Regions from separate parts of the Homo sapiens genome. Here all the other regions are linked to region 1. A link is a loop called in an ENCODE intact Hi-C map of the cell type or tissue named here. Cell type or tissue: Panc1. All regions are shown on one strand. Region 1 overlaps PCDH20 (protocadherin 20). Region 2 has its middle 86 kb from the start of MIR3169. Region 3 has its middle 45 kb from the start of LINC00378.

Region 1 (8,000 bases):
CACGGTATTCTTACTTCTTGACATTAGTGGGTTAAGTTTTAAAGTTCACTCAATTTTGTTTTATATCCTTAAAGGAAGACGTTCCTAGTTTAGGAGTCTATTTTACAAATGCTACTATATAAGGACAATATATACAAAAAGTGACATTTAAAAATGATTATAGGTTATGTATTTATGTATATATTATCTGAAAAATATACATGGTTTGTTATTAGAAATAGAAATAACTAAAAAAAAATACTGTGCTGCGACTTTTTAGCTCAGGAATCCAAATTGTTTTAATTGATTTTTTCTCTGAGTCTTCTTGTGGGCCCATCAGTTCTCTTCAATAAATATTTATTGACTACTTGCACATAAAGGCACAGTGCTAGGCAGAGAATGCCTAGATCTGCAATATGGCATTTCGTGGCAATTTTGACTTTTTTCAGTGAGCAAATTTACCATAGAGCGATGAAAATGCTCAGGTATTTATGTCCCTGGCCTCCATGAATTGAGGCTGCCCAACGATTTGAAGAACACCAGCTGGTTGGTGCTGCAGTTTCATTACATTCTCCATTGTCTGCCAGGGATCAGGACCTCACAGAGTCCTCACCTCAGGAGGAGAGATCGGAACCTGAACATCCAGAGGACAGAGGTTTGCTTAATTTCCCCCTTTATAGTTGTCAATTTAGGCATTTTCTGGGAGCACAAATTAGAATCCTTGTGAGAGATCTTACTGCAATCAAATCAGCTTCATACACCACTCCTAAAAATTGTTTCCAGTGATGTTATTTCACAGTAAAATCATGCCTGGTGTTTTCCTAAAATACATGTAGAACATCTAAAACACTCAAAATTTACATTTTTTAATGCATCAATACTACAAAACTGTTTAAAAAGAATTTATTTTTCTCTTCTTTTCCAACTACCATTGATGAAAGCCTAACTGCCAGGAGGGCTTTTTTTTTTTTTTTTTTTTTTTTAATAGGGTCAGGAAATCTACCCTAAGTAGTCAAATAACGTAAATTGTTTTTTTCCCTGTAGCTGAAATTGCTATGTTGGTTTTAAACTTCCCAATTCAAATTAATGAACAATTTTCTCTGTAGTGTAAGAGTGAATTTGGCAGTGCAAAGATCACAGCAATCTCTTCTTCATTAAATTGGGCAAAGAGAACTCATTGGTTCACAAACTGTTAAATGGATATTAGGGGTTTTAATGAATGGAACATTTATTTTTGTGCCAGCTCAACTAACAACATTGACATGATTAGCATACATTTTGGCAACTATTCTAGCACAAGGTGTCAGTAAAAAGGGGCTTTTATCTTTTAGTTTAATTTAGTTTAGCTTTCCTCGCTATTAATGTTTTTAATGTGAATGAGATGTTTTTGTAAAGGAAATCCTGCCACAAGAAGTTATTCAGAAATACATCTTTTTATTAATGTTACAGGCATTTCTCATGCTGGAGATCAAGTCCATTCCCCAAAACACATGAACCTTCTTCAGATTTGGAAATGAATCGAAAATTGTGCTATTTATACTGATGGTAAAATTATTGCACTTATGGAGGCTTCTTAAAAATAAATAGTGTTACTTTTATCTCATGAAGTTCCTTTCTTTAAAAAAGAGAAATAAGAAATAAAATATGACTAGTAAGAGATGTTTCCTCCATTGCTACATATCAGTTATAAATGAAAAGTTTTGGGGGTTAAATGATCTTAGTCTCTTAGCTCAGATGCCTCTCGTACAAAAGGAATTTCCAATAAAAATATATTTACTTTTTGTAACAAACATTGCTGCCTCATATACTTATTATTTTATTTATTGAAATTCTCAAATTGAAGAAAAATAAGATAAATGAGTTAATTAATACAAATCTAAAAGAACTTGGTTGTTTGCATTCAATGTCTTTTTTGTAGAGTATTTTTGTTTTAAAAATTATTGCAAGCTATTGCAACACAGCTAACAGAGGATTTGTTATAAATCTGTAGTAAAATGAAAATTTATAATGATATTAAATCTATAATAAATTAATATGCATGTGCACATACATGGGTGCAAATTTTCATATGAACTTACATCAAACATTTAGGCATACTCTCTTTCTACTATATATATGTCTATAACTACACACACATTTAATAATTTACCCAATGTTTAATTGAGTAATGAATTCATTTAATATAAACTTTAGTATAGCAGAATACTACAGGTTACCCACATTTAACCCTAAAAACAAACAAATGACAGGCACTTCAGTGAAATAACAAGCCCATGTTCAAATATAAAATGCTAAAAGTGAGAAAGAAATTATGAAAATATATACCTTTAATTTGCAGACATATAAACACTTTTGGTACAGTACAGATGCATGATGCCAAAAAGTAAAATGATCCAGTTTAAGCTAACACATTCCTTGTTTATACAGATTATTTTGCTATAGCTCTCATATAAAATAATATTTCCAGCTCACACAATGAATTGAAAGTGATAAATCACTGATGAAATAGCTTTCTTCATTGCAAGAGATTCAGTAAAAGCTAAATTATCAAAGAAATCTGCTGCAGGGCTTACAAATAAACTGTTGGATTTAATCCAAAACCAAAGAAAGGAAGCCAGAAATGGTAGTCAACAAACCTAAACAACAACAAAAAGATAAGTACAGTATAACTTTCATATAAAAGGCCCAACTAAAACAACCAGTAGTGTACACAAGCCTCTAGAAGAATTCACTTTTAATATGATTTCTATTTTCTTATGTGATGGATGATTTCAAGCCTATAAAAGTCTAATATATAACCCAAGTATAAAGTACGACCAACAAGTTGTGAAAGCACTAAAATGTCATGAATGCCTATGAAGCAACTAAAGATTGAAGCATTTCTTTGCTTCTGGCTGTTTTTCTTGGGCACAATATCTAGTTACATTTCCTGTAATGAAGAATATATATATGTATGTATAAATCTATTTCCCTTGTAATAATAACAAGTGCAGTGGTAAAGCAAACAGAAAGCAATTCGAGTACACAGAAAGTGGAATACTCTTCAGCAGGCTGAATCTGTAACACAAGGCAATGATTTTATCCTTGCTAAAAAGGAATTGCACTTCTTTTTAATGCCTTCTCTTTCACACTATATATGCACTTATGAGGTAATAAACATTCTGTTTACAAGTGCATTTCTTTTTTTATCATATGTTTAAATAGGGTGAAATTTAATTTACTTTAATTTCATATTTGTTTAATGTTAAAAACAATATATTTAAAATATACTCTTTCATTAATTTCATGTACAACTGCCAAGTACAATACCCCAGTTTCCTGCAAAGGAGCAGCTGATGCCCTCTTGTGGTGACAGGAATTTTTAGATAAAAATTTGTTCCATTTTTCTTACCTTACTCCCAGGTTTTATCAATCATCTGCTTGGTGTATGAAAGCTGCAAACCATGTCCAAGCTTTTTTTTTTTTTTTAAATACAAGTCCTATAGCTGTTAGTACTAATTTTCACTTAAAAATGCTGTACACATTTTATAACCTCTGAATTTAAATTTAAAAACCTGTAAACAGCTATTTACAATATAGAACAAGTTATAAATTAGTTGTCCTTCATTGGAACTGCCATCAACACACTCTTTTTTAGGTGATGAAGATCCAAAGTCAGTTAAAACATTTCTCTGTGTTATTCCACCATGAAATATCAAATATTAGAAATATCCATTGGCTTTCTCTCTCGCATATGCAAGTCAATTTTTCCTTTCAGTGGAATCTGTACTTCCAAATTTTCATCTTCCCTGGGATGCTTTTCCCCTTTCCTTAAACAGATGTATATGCCCATCCCTGTGACCAGTGTGATGGAACCCAAGCTTATTACAGACAGAGCTACTAAGGTGGGCATACAAGACACAGATTCTACCTTCCTATGAGTCGGTTCTATTGAGATTTGTGGTTCTTTCTCCTCTATATTAATCTCTGGTTCTTTTCTTAAAAGACTCTCAATGTAACTCTCATTACTGACAGTGTCATTGACAAATAGGTTCACCATGACTGTGGAGTGGAGAGGCTCGGGATAACCATGATCACTCACTTTCACCAGTAAGCGATGGAGCCCATAATCTGTCTGCAGCAATGCCTCTTCCAAAGTAATGTTGCCAGTTTTAGGGTCAATCCTGAAGGACTCAGGCCTAGGACCTCTTCTCCCTATGATGCTGTAAGCTATGACAGCATTCATGCCTGTGTCTTTGTCGACAGCATAGACTTCTGTAACCGGGGAGCCTGGCAGAGTAGAAGGCAGTACTAACAGATAAGACATATTAGACTGAGGAAACAAAACAAGAGGAGGGTTGTCATTGATATCTAGAAGGAGAATTGTGATTTTTGCTGTAGAGGAGAGGGCAGGCTCACCCCCATCAACAGCTTCAACCCACAAAGTATAGGAGCTTTGCTGCTCTCTGTCCAAAGAGACTTTAGCCCTCAGCATACCCTTTCCTGTATCTATGACAAAAATATCACTCTGGTTCACCACAGAGAGGGCGACCCATCCATTTCGTCCAGCGTCAGCATCTGTTACACTAATTACTCCAATCTCACCATAGCCTGGAAAGTTTTCAGGCACAAAAAAGCTGAAGTCCTTGTTGATAAACCGAGGACTGTTGTCATTTTTATCCAACACTGTGAGGGCCACAGTGGCTACTGATTCTCTGGGTGGCTTCCCACAGTCAACAGCTCTGACAGTGTATCTGTACTTTTCTTTCTCTTCTCGGTCCAGCTGAGTAGAAACTGTCAGAATTCCTGTGACACTGTCTAAGGAAAAATATGATGGAGCATCAGGTCCCAGAAAATATGAAACTTGGCCTCTCTCCTCGCTGTCGGCATCTGTAGCATACAGCTTAGTCAAAAAGGCATTGGGTGAGTTGTTCTCTTCGATGGTTAGTTCTATTAAGGGTTGAAGGAAAATTGGAGCATTATCATTGTCATCTAAAAGTTGCACTTTAATGACCCTTTTGACATGAAATCCCTCAGAGTTCCAAGCCACCACAGCTACTTCATAGAACTGCTGTAGCTCATAGTCCATAGGTTTTGTGGTCTCTAGTAAATATTCATTATTGTATGGTTTGTAAGGTGATAACCTAAACGGCCCTTCACCATCCAGGTAGCAGTTAACCTTGTATTTACCTTCTGGATCTCTTATGGTGAAAAACGCAATGGGAGTGTTAACGGGTTCCAGTTCTTTCAGATAAACCACACCATCTATCTCGTTTGCTATGTAACGAGGGACAATTTCAGGGGGTCTGAAAATAACTTTAATAATGGACACAAGAGCAGTGATTACAGCAGGGATGCAGCCTGGTCCATTAGCAAGGATGGTGAGCTTGTGGGACTCCAGAACACTTCCTCCAATCTTACTGAAAAGTTTAATGACTCCAGTGTTTTCATCCAGGTGAAATAAATCCTTAGATGCTTGTGGAACTTTCTGACTGTAAGAATAAGTAATTTGAGCATTGGTCCCCAAGTCTTTATCCACAGCCTGGACAGCTGCAATTGGGGTGCCCACTGTAGCATTCCCATACACAGTGACATTGATTTGTGAGTCTGTGAAGAGAGGGCAATTGTCATTAATGTCACTGATGCCAATGGTGAGAGTGGCACTGCCCAAAAGTGGTGGAGACCCACCATCCTCAGCTATGATGATGCTCACATACTGGTCCTGGGTTTCCCTGTCCAAAGCACCCATGACAATTAGGTAGGGGGTGCGCTCCCCATTCTCATTCTCCTCCACGTCCAGGGTGAACATACCATGGTAGTCCAGTAAGCGATAGGTCTGTACCCCATTAATGCCTACATCTGGGTCCACAGCAGGATGCTCTATGGCCAGTCGGGTGTTTACAGGTGCATTTTCCGGGACCCACACCGAGATCTGGGAAACAGGGAACTGCGGGGCGTTGTCATTGATGTCTCTGATGGCGATCTTCACCTTCACAAACCTGAAGTATTCCTGAGGCAGGACAAGCACATCCAGCAGCAAAAGACAAGAGTCAGAAGGAGAGGAGGAGATGGAAACGCTGCCGCTCCACGCAGTCCCTCCACCCCCTTCAACACACAGGGCCTCCCTGTCGATCTCCTGAGCTGAAGTGTGCAGCTCCCCAGAGCGGTTGTCTAGGGTCACGTACTGGCCACTCAGTCCCCGGGAGGCCAGGCTGAAGGAGAGAGGGGGGTTCCACTCAGCACCGGTGCGCTCTGGCAGCTGCGACTGCGGGTCCGGCCTCCCTGCAGACCTGGGCAGCAGCCGCAGGTCCTCGGCCAGGCTGCCGATGAGCACCCCCGCGGGTAGTCCCTCGTTTAGGCTGTACAGAAGCTCGGTGGCCCGGCTGTAACTCCCGAGGCAGCTGAAGGGTCCCACGAAGAGGAAAAACAGAAACAGATGCTGGAGTTGGGGGAGGGAAGAAAGCTCATTACACACACGGGGAAATAGGGGTCCGAGAGAGAAACTAGCGCCCCTGTGATCCTTGCTGTCCCCATCCCCGTTCCCAGAAGCAAAACCTCTAATTAGAACGGGGGCGGAGAAGAACCCTGCTGCGAAGGAGAGATCTGTGGGGCAATATCGTCTCCAAAACTTAATTTTGCTGTTCACTTTCTATCCCCTCCGCCCCCGCCTTCCCCCCTCGTTTCCCCATCACCACCCTCATCCAGCTAACATTCAGAATCCCAAACCGTAAAACATCCCTGGAAACACACACCGGAGTGGAGAGGATTCCGACTCAGAGACTGCGCAAAGCGACACGGAAACCCAGGGTAGGTGATGGGGAGGGAGGGGGCTGGTAGTAGAGAGCACTGAAAGGTGGGCAATTTATTTCTCCTTGAAGTGATTCTGCCATTAGAGTGCTGGAACACGCAGTGTGTTACATCCCTTACTAAGAGAACCATAAAAACAACCACAATCGCAATAATAATAATAATATAGAAAAAATACCAACACTTCCTCCTCCACCTCCAACACTTTAGGTCTTAGGTCGGAAAGAGTGATTTTTATTTTAGCACACATCTGAAATCAAACCGAAAGGATCTGGATTTCCACCCCTTACCAAGCAGTCACTAATCCCCCTCCCTTAGGGGGAAGCAAAGTAAACGCGGAAAATGGCTATGCAAAAACAATTTGTCAATTGCAGTAGGCATTCATAGCCAGACGCCAGCAGCAGGAAACGATCCCGAACCCCTGTAGCTAAAGCGGATTGAGCGCACCCCCGATGCCCTCGACCTTATCTGGATACATTTCTTGCTTCAGAAACTTCCTCTCATGACCCACGGACTTCCCTATTCCTTGTTAAAAGGAAGACACATTATCCCAAACTCCCTTTCCCTCCCGGCGCCATCCTTCCCGTGAAGTTTAGATAAAGGTAGAAGGTTTGAAAAACCATCCGAGTGGGAATTGCTTCACAATACTGCAACTTGTCGGGGTCGCGGGGTTCCTTGACCCTAACCCTTACCGGCAGGTTCCTGTAGCTGGTGCTGCTCCTGGGACGATGTAGACGCCCCATATCCAGGCGCGGGTGCCAGGTCGCCGGGCACCAGCTCACTCCCAGGGCCTGTGAGCTGCGCGCATTCCCTCGGCCGCGCATTCCCTGGGAGGCTGCAGTCAGAGCGCTCTTGAAGGGAGGGCGGCAGAAGACACTCCCTCTCGGTTCATGCAAATCGCTGGGGGAACTTCAGCCAATAGTCACTGGCTCTTCAATTAAGGACGGGAACTCAAAGAGTGGCAGAAAGGCAAGAGGGCAGAAGGGCACATTCATGGTTTCCTGCCCCGGACGCAGGTAACTCCATACTCTGCCAGAGGAGCTGGAATGGGGGACTTGCTCCTGAAGACTGCGAAGAGGCAGCTCGGGGTTGGGCACAGTAGCGCTTACCTACCAGCCTCCTTCCTTGCCGCACCAGTCAGATGCCAAGTCCACAGGTTGCTAGCAAGAGAGGGAGAATTAAAATAAATAAATAAGCTTGCATTTGTATATGGATGTAACAGAGAGAGGAAGTCG
Region 2 (8,000 bases), 130 kb before region 1:
GGTTCAAGTGATTCTCCTGCCTCAGCTTCCCAAGTAGCTGGGACTACAGGCATGCACCATCACCCTCAGCTACTTTTTGTATTTTTTAGTAGAGACAGTGTTTCACTACATGTTGGCCAGGCTGGTCTCAAACTCCTGACCTCAAGTGATCTGCCCGCCTCGGCCTCCCAAAGTGCTGGGGTTATAGGTGTGAGCCACTGTGCCTGCCCGATTCCTTTTAAATAAAAAGTAGCAATATAACTTAAGACAATGGGCAAAATGATAGAATTATGAGGTCAAATTGAAAGCAAAACTATGAAAACCTTATGAATACTATTTTAAATGCAAAAACGATTATACATTACACATTTGATATTTTTCACTCAACTTTTTATTTTCAAGGTCTTTCATAGTTTTTAAACTTATTAGTGGAGTTTTCAGTGTGTTTCTTTATCCTAAGAAACTAACTTTATAACCCTTTTGCCATATAACTAAATATACCTTATGTATTTATTTTAGGAGGTTTTATTATTATGTAGGTATGCTAAGGTGAATAGATTAGAAGAAAATTGCAACTGAAAAGATAGTTTCTTAGTCATATACTATGGTCTGAATATTTGTGCCCCTCAATTAATAACTTGAAATTTTAACTCTCCGGGTGATGTTATTAGGAGTTGGTACCATTACCCGTGGCAAATATTCAAGTTACTGGTGGCAAATATGTACAGGTCCACAGCAACCTTAATTCTTGCCTCCTTAGAAGAACGAATTTGACTGAGGGGTATAAGGCAGAAAAAGAGACTGAGGCAAGTTTTAGAGCAGGAGTGGAAGTTTTATTTAAAAAGCTTTGGAATAGAAAATAAAGGAAGGGATACTTCAAGAGACCCAAGCAGGCACCGAGTGCCATGTTTAATCATGATCCTAGGACTTTATAGGCTGGCCCCTTTCCAGTGATTCTTCCCTTAGGGTGGGCGGCCCACATGCACAGTGCCCTCCTTACCCTTGGGAGGTGAGCACTCACAGTGTGTTTAGGAAGTTGTATGCAAGCCCATCTCAGGCTTTCTTCCCTTTTCCAGTGGTGTGCCCCCAGAAGGTGACACTCCACCATTTTGTCTTTTGATACATATGACTGGGAAGTTGCTTCCCCCAGGAGCCTGCACTCAATTAACAATTTGCAACAGGTGTGGACCATCAGGAACTGGCCTCTCCCTGGAACCACCAATTTATCACTTTTAGAGAGGCAATGTGATAATTGCCAAACAATCATCCAACATTCCTAGTGGATGGAGGAGAGCCTTCCCTGCCCTGCTCATGTCTGCCTAACTACCTGTAACAATACCTTTGGAAAGTGAGGTAGAAATGAAGGTGGAACTTAGTGCCCTTATAAAAGTGGTCTGAGAAATACCCCCTTACCCTTTCCACCATGTAAGGACACAGCTAGAAGGCAATATTTGTGAACTAGGAAGCAGGCTCTCATCACATGGAGTCAATCAGTGTCTTGATCTTGGACTTTCCAGACTCCCAAGACTGTAAGAAATAAATTTCTGTCGTTTGAGTTACTCAGTTTATGATATTTTGTTATAACAGCCCCAATGCACCAAGACAACATAGTTCCTAAGAGGAAGAAGATATGATAAAATGGGGGTTCACACTGAGAAACACGGGGGTCATCTAGTGAGTTCTGGAGAATAGTTGTCTAGTACTTGACCCAGGGGTTGGTAAGGACAGGATAGTCACCTAGAGTGTGAAAGCCTGACATGCGATGTTGTCCTGGACTCTAGATTCATTGATTTGTGTTTGAAAGCATGTTCCTGGGTGAGTTGTTTACTATCCCTAAGAACTGGCTAACTCTAGGAGGTACAGTCCCTCTAAAGTCAGCAAGGCTCCAATGTCAAAGCATTAGAACACAGAAAATAAAATACAGTGCTAACAATATAAGTGAATACAGTGTTCATAGCTGAATATAGTGCTAACAATATAAGTGGCTTATCAAACAATTTCCCTTACCTATGATACAAAAACAGGAATATCAGAATTTAAGAATCAGGCATAGTTTCTGTTAAATCTGTGATGAAAAAAGGTATTTTATATTGTCAATCTAAATTCAAGTTGTGGAAAAACAGAGTACAGACTACTGCCTAGGTCTTTTCATTTTATTTAAAAAGAAAAAAATTGTATTGAAGTATTTCTATTCAGTATTATTCACATGTGTTTTGAGTTTGGGTAATTGTAGACATGAAATGAGTGTCAGAAAGGGCCTTGCAGTCTTTGTACTTTTAAATGCTTGTGGATTTCACTGCAATTTAAGGTCATGTAAACAGAGAAAAAACTCACAACTTTGAAATTGCCATGCTATTCATCAAGGAAACGTTTTTGGGGACCAATTTTTCTATTGGAATAGAAGATAGAGTAGGTCATTTAGAAGCCCTGCACTGTAAAAGTCCAGGTCTCGTTCTCCTTCCCTCCCTCATCACAGCTATCTAAATATTTCTTGATCACTCAAAAGAGATAATCTAACCAATGTACAAAGTGGAAAAAAATAGTAAAGTGTTAAGATGAAGGAGGATATTTCATGCAAATGTATTTAAGACTGGCCTGTTAAACTCAATTGAACACTACTTTTCATATGATTTGAATAGAAAAATATATTCCATATATTATTCAGAGTACTATGAAACAAAACTGAGAAAACCTTGGTGTTTTAGAGGACTTTCGTGTATTTAGTCATTCACTCATTTATTAAACAAATACTCGATTGCCTACTGGGAGCCAGTTCTATTTGCTGGGAATTTAATGCTGAGGATGAGAAGCAGGAACCCTGTCATAAAACAGATTAAGGAAATAAACCACATCTAATCATATCTATATGCACAAGAGTTCCACAAAATCTGAGACTCAAAGAAGGGCCAGAATATTGAAGCTTATATAATTGCATCCTGAGCTAAAGAAAGGAATAGGAAATTGGGGCTTCTTGGGGCAACACAAGTTATGGGAAGGTTAGGCAAGGAAATGTATGGTGAATAAAGGTGGTTTTGTTATGCAGAGAAAAGTCTCCCAGGTAACAATGGATTCCATTCAAGCAGAATGGAATCAATAATCTCACAAGTGTAGACAGAGATAAATTAGTAAAGGAACAAGTAAGCAAAATACATTCAGGCTAGTGATAAGAGTTATGAAGGAAGTGAACAAGGTGATAAATGCTGGAAAGGAAGACATGGATTTAGATACAGTGGAAGGATAAAACTTCTCAGACGAGGTGACATTTGCACTGAAGCCTGAAGTGTAAGACTTTATGGCCTTATGAATCCTTACACTGGAAGCCAAATTAATCGAGAGTTTAGACTGAGCCTTGATTAGAAGAGAGAATTTTTAAGTGCAATGTGGTTCCATTGAATGACTTTAAGCCAATAGTAACACAATCTGTCCTTTTGACAAATTAAAAATAAATACTGTTTTGGTACGATGCTATTCAAAGTATCACTATGCCTATTTTTCTAAATAATTTTAATTAAGTTCAATATTATGCTTATATGAAACTATTGGACCAGGACTGATAGATATGATACAACTTTTATTTGAATATGTTTTTCTTGAATGTCTAAGCAAGTGAAGAATAGCTTCCCTCCACTCTTCTACGTTCCTTGGCTGGCCTATGAGTTAAATTGACATAAAACAGATTAAGGAAATAAACCACATTTAATCATATATATATGCACAAGAGTTCCGCAAAATCTGAGACTCAAAGAAGGGTCAGAATATTGAAGCTCATATAATTGCATCCTGAGCTAAAGAAAGGAATAGGAAATTGGGGCTTCTTGGGGCAACACAAGTTATGGGAAGGTGAGGCAAGGAAATGTATGGTGAATAAAGGTGGTCTTGTTATGCAGAAAAAAGTCTCCCACGTAACAAAAGTAGTCAATGAGCAGCCCTAAGAAGAGAGGACAGCCTTACTGGGTTAGTATTGGCCTCTAGGCTCCTCTCCAGCCATTTAAGTCAGTCTTTCGTGGTTGGAAGAATTCCTGAGAAGGGGATTTATGACATGTAAGATTCATTTGGAGGATCCATCTTTATGCAGATTAGAGGAGCTGAGAAAAAGCCTCTGCCTGAATCCACTGTTTTCCCAAGTGCCTTCAGTTCAAAGTGATCAGCACACTGAAGCATCACATTTTGGGGTGACATTTCCCGAATTGGACCTACATTTTAGGTAAGATGTACATTCTGATATGCAGCTTTTATTTCATTAACCAAATTATATATCTTATATAAATTAGGTGCTCTCAAATATAAGCGACAGATCCTGTGATTCAAACCAACTCTATGAATAAGGAAACATTGTAGTACATAGCAAGACGTAGGATAGACTCAATCAGCTGGTGAGTTCAAGTCTCCATCTCTGTTTCTTCGTGGAGCCCCTTGACTCTGGCCCACTGTGTTGCCTTAGCCTTTAGATCAACTTCTATTGTGGCCACAAGATGGCAGCCAGCAGCCATAGGGGCAAAAGGCCTTTGTTCATACCTAAAAGGAGAGAGATCTATCCTTTAAATATGGGAGAAAATGTCTTATTATCTGACTGTGTCCCCTATGGGTGAATAATAGTCATGTCATGTAATAATTCTCTAACATCTGAATTGCTGAAATAATTACAAGAAAAAGTAGTGGGATTTCCCTAGAGCTAGGCATGCTATGAGATTTCCTTGCACAGAGAATAGGTGAATTCTACCCACTTTTACTGTCGTCCTCATGTTCCAGCCAATGAAGCCCAGTGACCCAAAAGGAAGAAAAAATGGGAGATAAATTTTGTCTAGGCAACAATAATTCTTTAGTAGTTAGTTATAAGAAAAATTTTTATGCTATACCTAAATTTGAAGTTCAGGGATTGTATGACTAAGTATGTACAAGGCACTGCATGGGCTGACCAGAGTATAAAGATAAATTAAGTCTAGTAGAAAAGTATAGATTTTTTAAATGATAGGAAATGACATCTGAAAATGCTAGGAATACATCTATGGTTCATCTCCCATTGGGCCAGTTTGCTCAAATATGACTGAAGATATGAGAGCATTTGAACCTTAGAAAAACCACATAATTTTTCTTCTTCCACAAGTATTATTTTTTGCAGATAATAGAATGAATGTGGGAGGTTTTTTTCTTTTTCTTTAGTAATATCCATGGAATATTTTACTAAAAATATGGACTTTAAAGTCAAATAATGGAGACTCAAAAGTTGATTCTACCTACCACTTAACCACTTGGCCACTGGGGTCAAGTAACAGTCTCTCAGCCTCCTCTGAGATAGATATTTATAAAATATCCATTCATAATATTTATTACTCCATTTCCACACTGCTATGAAGAACTACCTGAGACTGGGTCATTTACAAAGAAAATAGGTTTAATTGACTCACAATTTCACATGGCTGGGGAGGAACCTTACAATCCTGGCCAAAGGCAAAGGAGAAGCAGGGCCCGTCTTACATGGTGGCAGGAGAGACAGAGAAAGCAAAATGGGAAGTGCCACACTTTTAAACCATCAGATCTCGTGAGAACTCACTCATTATTACGAAAACAGCAAGGGGGATATCTGCCACCATGATCCAATCACCTCCCACTAGGCTCCTTCTGACACATGGGTATTACAATTAGACATGAGATTTGGGTGGAGACACACAGCCAAACCATGTCACAGTAAATACAATATATTATTGCTTTTATGGATTATCTTATTATAATTGTGGATTTCTTTTACAGTTATGACATACTGTGGAACATTTCTCATAATATCTGGTTCTGAGATACTTGGATATTTGAGGATAACAGAACTCCTTCACAGATGCCTCATTAACAAGTGATTTTGAATACATGACTATTTCAAAATGTACCTTCTAATTTATATATTTTCTAATTGCAAATAGGTATATTATATTATGTGCTTGATTCACTGATGATTCTGCAAAGACCTGGAACACCTATGGATAAATTCAGTTTCTGGAAACAGATGGTTCCATTTGTTTGCTACTGTTTTAAAGGGTTGTCGTCACCATTTTTAAGTGTCTCTGGCTTTCCGGTGCTAATGCTATTCACCAGTTACAGTTGTTTTTAGACATTTTCAAGTTCTAATATTACATTTGATTTCTTTTTCAATGATGAGAGTTAATTCTGTTCTGTTAATTATACTTCAAGGCTCAGGCTTTTGTGATACACAAAATTCCTGATGTTAATAATGGATTGCCTCACATCTCCTAGCCATTACAATTTTTAGACAACTCATTTAAATAGGGTATGGTTTAAAAGCTTTTATTAATATTAAAATGCTAACACTTTTTGCAATAGCTTCCTGAGTCTTCCCAGAATCAGGATTCACTAAAAGCAACTCTGCTGGGCCAGCACAGCAGTATGCTCAGTTAATTATAAGCTTCAAGAAGGAGCCTCTGGTAGAGATGAATGGTTTATATAAAGGGCCTTAGATGTGGGGAAGCATGTGGGACTGAAGACAGTTTGTGGGTCTGAAGGAAAGGGTATGAGCATGGAGAAGCATGGAAGAGATAGGCTGTAGAGTGAGGTGGGAGCCAAGCCATGGATAATCTTGGGTTTCATGCTAAGATACTTTAAGTCTCCTGTGAAAGAAATGACAGGCCACTAAAGAATTCCACCACTGGAGGTAATATCATCAGATTCACAGTTTGAGGGATTTCTCTGGTTGTGTTTCTGAACTATAGATATTTATTGGAATCTAAATGCTACTTTTTCTTATATTTCATATATTTTCTTTTCTATTGTTTCATTTTTTCCCAGACCACATAAATATGTGTGTTTTCCTCATCGATTCTTTTTTTACAGATTATAATGATTTGTTATTTAATGGAAGCCTCTACTTTGAAATGTAGAAGGTCACATATTTTAGTCTTGAGATGATGAAGTTTGATTCAGTCACAAAGAACCAAATGTACTTTTTTACAGACAAAACTGGCTCTACATGATGTTGCTTTGACATTTGATTAACTGCCTTTTTTTTCCCTTTTGGCTGTTACTGATATTTGAAACATTTTACAGATTCGCTCTTTGTAATAACATCCTGTCCATCAGCTAATTTCATTGCTGAGATTTCTGCATGCAACTGCTACTGAAATCAATGTCAGCTCTGGGAGCCAATCCAAGAGCAGACTTGGCTCAAGTCTACAGTGGTCTACAGAGGTGACTTCATTTACTCTTTCAGTTTGATAGACATAAACTATTCTTAGATGTATTTACTGAAAATATCGATATGACTAAAATGTAATAAAAATAAAATTATGTTGTTTTTATGTCCATCACATAAAGGATGCTAAATAGATTAAATACTTTTTTACCCTGTTTACTCAAAATATAAATCTTTATCCGTATTTTTCATTGAAATCTATATAGTAAGATTGTTAAGAAAAAGAGCCAGAATGCCCTATTTGAGATTTCTTCCACTTGCTAAGGTCCCACTTCCTGTCAAAGTTCATATCAACCAAACCATTATTTTTTGAAGTTCATTGAATAATTCAACATTTTTTCATTTTATACTTTTTATCAATAATCACATAGAGAAACACATATTTACTTGCAAGACTGTGTCTTTATTAAGACTTTTTTTCCTTCATTTTATTTTTTTTCTTCGTCTTTGTGTCCCCAGCCTTGAATACACTTCAATAAGCCCTCAGTTAATGCTTGTTGAATTCACAGAGGGAGTTTGGGCCGCCAATAAAGAGAAAAGTTCATAGTGGTCCTTGCAGAAATAAGTATGTCCATATTTAAAAGAAAAAAAATTGCCATGTGTAGATATCATTTATTAATGAATAATGTATATAGTGGATACACAAGTAGGTAAGTTGATAGATTATAAATAGATACATGATATTTAGATAGATAGTAATGTATAAGGGACCCTTAAAAATGTGAACAAACTTTCTGTGTTTTTTAGTAGAGCAAATAACACTACAACTAAGATATCCATGTTTTCCATCTTTATCATTATTAGGAAATAAATTTTAGAAATAAAG
Region 3 (8,000 bases), 780 kb before region 1:
TCAGTTAGTACACTAAAGGCAATTACTACTTAAATACTCAACAGTTTTAGGGAAAAATAGAAAAGGTGATTTCATTGGTACATAAATATATAACATAAAATAACATGCACTCTTTCTTGTGTCCTGACTTTTGTTTTTCGTTTGCCATTGAATCATTTGGCTCTGACATTTTGCTATGAATCTTGTTTAGCTGGTAATTGCTTTCACTCAAATGGGCCATTTATATATGAATTTCATTTTAATAAAATTTTCTCTCTGATAAAAGTCTCTTGTTTGCCTATCTTATAGGCCAAATTTTGTTCAATTAATAATCTTTTTTTTTTCACATTTCTTTAAGGCTTTCTTATAGATTTCCTTTTTTTTTTTTTTTTTTTTTTTTTTGCATGGAGTCTGGCTCTGTCGCCCAGGCTGGAGTGCAGTGGCATGATCTCGGCTCACTGCAAGCTCTGCCTCCTGTGTTCACACCATTCTCCTGCCTCAGTCTCCCAAGTAGCTGGGACTCCAGGCGCCCACCACCAGGCCCGGCTAATTTTTTTTGTATTTTTAGTAGAGATGGGGTTTCACCGTGTTAGCCAGGATGGTCTCGATCTCCTGACCTTGTGATCTGCCCGCCTCGGCCTCCCAAAGTGCTGGGATTACAGGTGTGAGCCACTGCGCCCGGACATAGATTTTCTTTTACAGCTTTTTAGTGTCATGTTATTTGGTGGTGTGATTTGATCTTTTTTTGTGAAGTTTGTTTTTTTTCTTTGCAATGATGGGATTTTCCATTCTTCTGTTTATCTTTCCTGTTTCCCTGCCACTGAGTGCAATTTTTTCATACCTGTACAACTACATGTTTTAGAATTTGACACTACCTCTCATAAGATTTTGGAAGACTACAAGAGCGAAGATTGCCTAACATAAAATGTTTGTCATGGTCAGAGCTTTCTTTTTTAATAAGGTCAACGAACATGTCAATTAAGCCTTTGCTTCTCTTCTTCCCCATGCCAATGGGATGGAAATAGCCACCAAGATGAGCCAGAATGGGCAATTTTCTGAATATCTACTAAGTGCTGCTGGAATAGAAAACCCATATGCCATTTCCTTTACTCTTTATAATAATCTCCAATGTGAAGTAGCAATATCTTCAGTTCATTCATGAGTGGTCTCACATGGGTATCAAGAGGATCACACAAATTTCCTGGTGCTGGGCATTTTCTTGCATGTTTCTATATACATCTTAAAAGCTGTCATAGCCGGGCATGGTGGCTCATGCCTATGATCCCAGCACTCTGGGAGGCCGAGGTGGGTGGATCATATGAGGTCGGGAGTTCGATACCAGCCTGACCAACATGGAGAAACCCCGTCTCTACTAAAAATACAAAATTAGCCGGGTGTGGTGGCACATGCCTGTAATCCCAGCTACTCAGGAAGGCTGAGGCAGGAGAATAGCTTGAACCTGGGAGGCAGAGGTTGTGGTGAGCTGAGATCACGCCATTGCACTCCAGCCTGGGCAACAAGAGCGAAACTCCATCTCAAAAAAAAAAAAAAAAAAAAAAGCTGTCATAGATGTAAGCTTTAGGCAAACTCACAGTACTTCTGACAGCCTGATGTTCTGGCTGCTGCACTATTTCTCAAATGATTTCTAAATATTGGTGGTACCTTTGATTTGTTCCTTTCTTTTTGTGAATGGGGGCTTGAATAAATTGAATTAAAAGGAATTTGTCATAAACAGCTGCTATTTGTTAATATTTCCCAACTGATTTTGCTCAGTAGTAGAGATTTCTAGAACTAAATATTTAGGATCTACTGGCCTTGATTTGTTTTACAGGTGGATCAATTGTTTATTCATGTAACAAATATTTATAGAGAACTGACTGTGTGAAGTTATTTGTTATTTCTAACTGTTGTCATCAAAAGAGGATGAATCCTAACTGGAAAGACTAACAGAGAGTCATATTTCTCTAAAAAGAAAGAAGATACAGGGAGATGAGGTTATGGATGAGGGTAGTAAGATGAAGATTGGAGGGTGCATGGGGGGAAATGGTCTGGATTTGTTGGCTAGAGGTTGCCAGGGACTTCTGGAGGAAAATATATGTTTAATTTTCATGGAAACATCCAGGCTAGGCATTATTAGCCCTTTTAAAGTTGAGGAAATTGAGGCTGCTCAAGGGACACAGTTACATCTGTATAAAACTCCATGCCATCATGGTATGGTGTCTGGGAGCGGGGGGCACAAAGGTGAATGTGGGATAGAGATGTCTTCTTCTGAGCCACAATATGACATGTTTCAGGAGTATTTATAAAGTATCACATACAGCATAAACCCTCTTTTGTGTCACCACAAAATCAATAATGAAATATTGTGAATGAGAAAAGCTATTCTATGGGGTGTATGAATATAATCTTGTGAATAAATTGAGTTTGGGCATTTTGGATTATGCCAAAGGTCCTTAGTCTTGCATGAGGGTGGTACTGGAGGAAAAATGAAGCTTTGAGAAATAAAATGTTTGCCAGAGCTTGAACTCACATCTGCTGAGCTGGAGGCTGCTGTTTGTAATGCCCGTGTTTGGTCCAGAATATGTTAATAGAGTTTACCCACAGGTTTCCCCAGAAGTACCCCAATCATGGGCTGGGCACTGTGGCTCATGCCTGTAATCCAGCACTTTGGGAGGCTGATGCAGGCGGATCACCTGAGGTCAGGAGTTTAAGACCAGCCCCACCAACATGGTGAAATCCTGTCTCAAAATACAAAAATTAGCTTGGCGTAGTGGTGCATGCCTGTAGTCCCAGCTACTCGGGAGGCTGAGGCAGGAGAATCGCTTGAACCTGGGAGGCAGATGTTGCAGTGAGCTGAGATAGCGCCATTGCACTCCAGCCTGGGTGACAAGAGCGAGATGCTCTCAAAAGAAGAAGAAAAAAAGTATCCCAATCACTCTGGGAGCTCCAAGGACACTGTGGCCACATGTGAGGAGGTCCCAGGGCTTACAGGAGCAATTGTGGAAGGAATAGACTGCTATCCTTAATTAAAAACAAAACAAAACATTGACCAACCAGTTAATGTTCTTTTGTGTTATTCATGAGAAATTCAACTGTATTTTGTAGGTGCTTTCTTTTCACATTGAGATGTCCTACCTATCAAATAACCAATCTGCAAAGATTCATTAAACAGGAAAGGGATGATTGTAGAGTCTTGATAGTTGCATGCAGCACTGAGGCACCTTTTTAAAAAAAATGATTGAAATACGTGGTGAAACCTCAGTTAACAAGCCACAACCATAGCTGCTTGTTCCTCAAGTCTAGTTTTAAAACCCCATTTATGTGGAATAATTGCCTTCTTTTTATTCACGGTAAGAATGATCTCACCAGCACCATTGGCATCCCCTGACTGCTTGTTAGAGATGGAGGATCTCAGGCCCCACCCAAACCTTCTGAATTAGAATCTGCAGTTTAACAAGGTCCGCAGGTGATTCCTATGTACATTACAGTTTGAGAAGCACTGCTCTAAGGCAATTTTAGGCTCTGAGGTAGATTAAAAAATACCAGGAATGTCTTCGCCCTGCCTGAGCTTGCGTAAATGGCAATTAGTTGAAAGCACATGAATTAGAAATTAACAAAAGGCAGTAAGAGTTCCGTGCCAAGCCAGTGGTACCCACAGAAAAGGCTGTAAGTGTTGGGAGAAAGAGCAATCACATCCAATTAGGTCTACCAGGGAAGATTTCAAGCCGGCTGCTGCCTTCTGGTATTTCAAATTCTTTTAACTTCCAGCGCGTGCCATAGACCCCTGTAGCCCTAGGGGGCAGTGTGGTATAGTAAAAAGCAGTTTGTGTCACCTCCCCAGTGTTGTTACTCTGTGGTAGCCCTGGGATCTTGGGAGACCACTCAATCCCCACTGAACCTCAGTTTCCTGAGGAATAAAATAAAATACACTTTCCTTATAGGATTGTTGTAAAGATTCAAAGCCAAATGCACATAATGTCTAGCACATATCAGGTCCTCAATTTCTCCCTTTCCCATCTTCTCTTTTGTCTAATCCATAGTTAACGTAATTCGTAGTTACAATGAAGAAAGCTGTGCTATTTATTGCTGTCCAAGCATGTTCACATGTTATGTTAAAGCAAATACATCTAAAAGAAGCTGTCAACGGTGGCTGGCTCGCTAGATAGCTAAGTTTCCTAACAGGTAGTGCTTGCAGAAGAAGTAATCTAACCAAGTGCTCATGATGGTTTATAGGAATTCAGAAGATGGCTTCAGCCTTTTGCTTATTTTCTTACCTTTCAAGGTAGTGTTAAGCCCGGAGCATGGCTATGTTGCAGTGGTGAGAACCTCCATAGGCCTAGATCTAAAGCAGTAGTTCTCAAGCTTTGATCGTACGTTGGAATTTCCTGGGGATTTATAAAAACTCCTGGTGCCTCAGATAGCTTCCAGACCAACAGAATAGACTTTCAGGGGTTGGAAAGCTAGTTAAGAAAGCACACCAGGTGATTTTAATGTGTTGTCAAGGTTGAAAACCATTATAACCCGTGCATTACAGGCTTAGTACCACTATAAACCATTCATTACAGGCTTAGTACTTAAGTGTAAGCAAGTAAGAGACTTCTGCCCCAGTGGTATGGCTTCCCTGTCAACAAACACATACGGTTCTTGTGGCTTCTGAGAAAATTTTAAGTTTAATCTGTTTAGAGTGTGACAGTTGAAAAAGAAAATCAAGCTCAGCATTATGTATCCCAATGTTACATATTTTTTTTCCAGCTTTAAGTGGGGTCCTTGGGTCCTTGCTGGTTTCATTGTATATTTTTTATAACATTTGGAATACTTGGTACTATCAAGTTTATTTGCTTAGAAATTTGCTTGCATTTCTAGTTTCTCTTTATCTCTTTATGATACAGACATTGCTTATCCTCAATCTTTGGGGAGGGACTGATTTGTTTTCTCAATATTTGTATGTTTTCTACATTTTTATGAATCTTCCTTGGGTATTTTCAACAAAATTAATCAGTAAAGACACTTAAGATCCATCAAGTGCAACTTGGGCATGTTAAAACACACAGTTCGGTGTCAGTGTGACTCCGAGCTCCTTCTGTAACTTAAAGTCTGGGAAGCAATAAACATGTTTGATTCACGTGCTGTGAATGGAGATAATGAGACTCTCTTCCTCCCAGGACCGAAGTGAGGATTAAACCAGTTAATTCTCACAAGAGTTACAAACAGTGCCTGGTACCTAGCAAGCACTCAGTAAGCATTTGTGTATTTTATTATTCCAGGAAGCAGGGTCAGAATGTAACCAATATATTTGGAAATGGGGTCATACAGTAGCTGGCTATGATAGCAAAAGGCTTTAATTCTTTATCTTTATAAAAATTTGAGAATGTTAAAGAATAAAATAGTGTGTCACAATTTATTATCAATAATTGAAAGAGTTTGTGGCAGTTCTGACACCTTCTGGTGGTTCCACGTGTTTTCCCTGGTGGAAGGTATATGCATGGACATGGCGTGAGCCATGTTGCCAGTGTTACGATTAGCCAAGAGATATTTATTTTTATTTTTTAATTTCTGTAGAACTTATGAAGACAACAGAGAAATCTGTTGAAGTAACTAAAGCATCTTTAGAGAATGAGAACTATAGATATTTTGACATATTACTATTTTATAAGGTTATCTCCACATCTAATTCATCAACATCATATTCTACCTTCAAAACAGATTTTAAATCTGTTGACTTTGTTGCTGCGAACACCGCTCAATCCTAGTTCTACCCTCTGCTTCTGTTCCAATCTAGGACTACCAGTAATTAACTCCCTGTTTCTACAATGTACTAAATAGCAGTCCAAGTGGTCTTTTAAAGCACAAATGGAATCCTGTGGCTTCCAGGATTAAACCCGTTTCAGTTCTTTGGAGTGCTAATTGCCACCTGCTATGTGGAAGAGGACACCCGTGACAGCTCCATCTTCCTTCTAGTACCCTAGCAGTAAATGGTGTTCAGTGCAAATTTTTACACGTATGCTAAAATGACCACAATAATTCTTTAATTGTGTTTGGAGTTTTACAGAGGGTATGTATTTTCCTATATAATTATATTTATTTTTGTTCATGTTAGGATCTGAGCTAGTTTTAATAAATATAGATGATACACATGAAAGGTACAAAGCAAATAGTGTGTGTTTTCAGATGGTCCGTGTTTTAATTTTAGTTTTAGAGAGATAGACCATACACACAGAATATTTAATATTATTCATACAGTTTAAAAGTAACAAAACAAAATACAATAATACAGCAAAATATCAATTTTGAATGTCCTTGTAAATACCTCCATAATCTCATCCCTTTCTTCTCCCCTTTACAAGGTAACTGCAATTCAGAATTTTGTATTTATTATTGGCTTGCTTTTTTTCTCTTTTGGTTTTTGAGTGAATATACTTTTTTCCTTTTTCTCTTTTTTACTTAAATTTTTAAAAATTGTATACAATACAATTATAAATATATACAATGCAATTATAAATATATACATCATGTACAACATGATGCTTTGAAAGATGTGTATGTTGTAGAATAGCTAGATCAAACTAACATAGTGCCTTTCATCATTTTTTGGGTATGAGAAGACTTAAAATCTCTTAGTGACTTTTAAGAATACAATGCATTATCATTATAGTCACCAGGTTGTACAACAGCTCTCTTGAACTTATTCCTCCTGTCTAACTGAAATTTTGTATCCTTTGACCATCATCTTCCAAACCTTTCCTTCCCTCCACTTCAGCACCTGGTAACCACCATTTTACTCCCTGCTTCTGTGAATTCAACTTTTTTAGATTCTATGATTGAGAACATGCAATATTTGTTTTTCTGTATCTGGCTTATTTTGCTTAACAGGATGTCCTCCAAATTTATTCATGTTGTTGCAAATGACAGAATTTCCTTCTTTTTAAAGACTGAGTAGTATTCCATTGTGTACATATACAACATATTCTCTTTATCCATTCATCCACTGACAGAAACTTAGATTGCTTTTGTATCTTGGCTATTGCAAATAATGCTGCAATGAACACTGGGGTGCAGATATCTCTTTGACATATTTTATATCCTTTGGATGTATACCCAGAAGTGAAATTGCTGGATCAAATGGGTAGTTCTATTTTCAGTTTTTGGAGCAATCTTCATACTGTTTTTCATAATGGCTGTACTAATTGACATACCTACAAACAGTGTACCATGGTCCTTTTTCTCCACATCCTTATCAACACTTGTTATCTTTTTTGTGTGTGTTTTGTTAGAATAGTCATCCTAACAGATTTGAAGTGATACCTCATTGTGATTTTAATTTATATTTCCCTGATAGGGTGATATTGAGCATTTTTTCATATACCTGTTGGCCATTTGTGTATCTTCTTTTGAGAAATGTGTATTCTGTTTTTTTTTCCTGTTTTTAAAATTGTGTTAATTTGTTTCCTTGTATTGAGTTGTTTGAGTTATTCATATCTGTTTGATATGAACCCCTTATCAGATGTTTGCAAAAATTTTCTCCCATTCCATAGATGTTGTCTTCACTCTGTTGATTGTTTCTTTGCCTGTGCAGAGCTTTTTAGTTTGATGTAATCCCGTTTGTCTATTTTTGTTTTTGTTGCCTGTGCTTTTGGGGTCATATCCAAAAAACCAATATTATGAATCATTACCCTTATGACTCATAGTAGTTTTACAGTTTCAGGTCTCACATTTAAGTCTTTAATCCATTTTGAGTTGATATTTGTATGTGGTGTAAGGTAAGGGTACTATTTCATTCTTTTGCATATGGACTTCTAGCTTTCTCAACTCCATTCGTTAAGACGATCCTTTCATCGGCCCGGCACAGTGGCTCACACCTGTAATCCCGGCACTTTGGGAGGCTGAGGCGGGCAGATCACCTAAAGTCGAGAGTTTGAGACCAGCCAAGCCAACATGGAGAAACCCCGTCTCTATTAAAAATACAAAAAAATTAGACGGGCGTGGTGGTGCATGCCTGTAATCTCAGCTACTCGGGAAGCTGA

Evidence for each region. A loop is a pair of places that touch in the nucleus more often than their neighbours do. Peaks named below come from ENCODE experiments on the same cell type or tissue, not always from the same donor. Only the 100,000 strongest peaks of a DNase experiment are listed, where the experiment ranks them.
Region 2: it touches region 1 in a loop (5-fold over the local background); 7 of 110 quality-filtered maps call a loop at or near these places.
Region 3: a loop joins it to region 1, with 3 times the contacts of the local background. A loop is called at or near these places in 15 of 110 quality-filtered maps.

What each region holds. Positions count from the first base shown.
Region 1 is chr13:61,407,570-61,415,569 of GRCh38, forward strand. It overlaps PCDH20 (protocadherin 20), which reads right to left. Exons shown (of 2, transcript NM_022843.4): 1 at 7,458-8,000; 2 at 2,116-6,397. The coding sequence starts at 7,589. The coding sequence ends at 3,674. Among named protein-coding and RNA genes, the nearest start is that of PCDH20, 4.3 kb to the right of the region's middle. In Panc1, CTCF peaks have their summits at 3,334 (motif pointing left) and 3,545; a DNase peak (open chromatin) is centred at 3,302; H3K4me3 peaks cover 1,824 bases; H3K27ac peaks cover 323 bases.
Region 2 is chr13:61,281,890-61,289,889 of GRCh38, forward strand. No RefSeq gene overlaps it. Among named protein-coding and RNA genes, the nearest start is that of MIR3169, 86 kb to the left of the region's middle. RefSeq lists an enhancer at 2,787-3,288. In Panc1, CTCF peaks have their summits at 4,426 (motif pointing right) and 4,626; no DNase peak of the experiment used is centred here.
Region 3 is chr13:60,623,512-60,631,511 of GRCh38, forward strand. No RefSeq gene overlaps it. Among named protein-coding and RNA genes, the nearest start is that of LINC00378, 45 kb to the right of the region's middle. RefSeq lists an enhancer at 5,499-6,178. In Panc1, CTCF peaks have their summits at 3,771 and 3,977; a DNase peak (open chromatin) is centred at 3,769.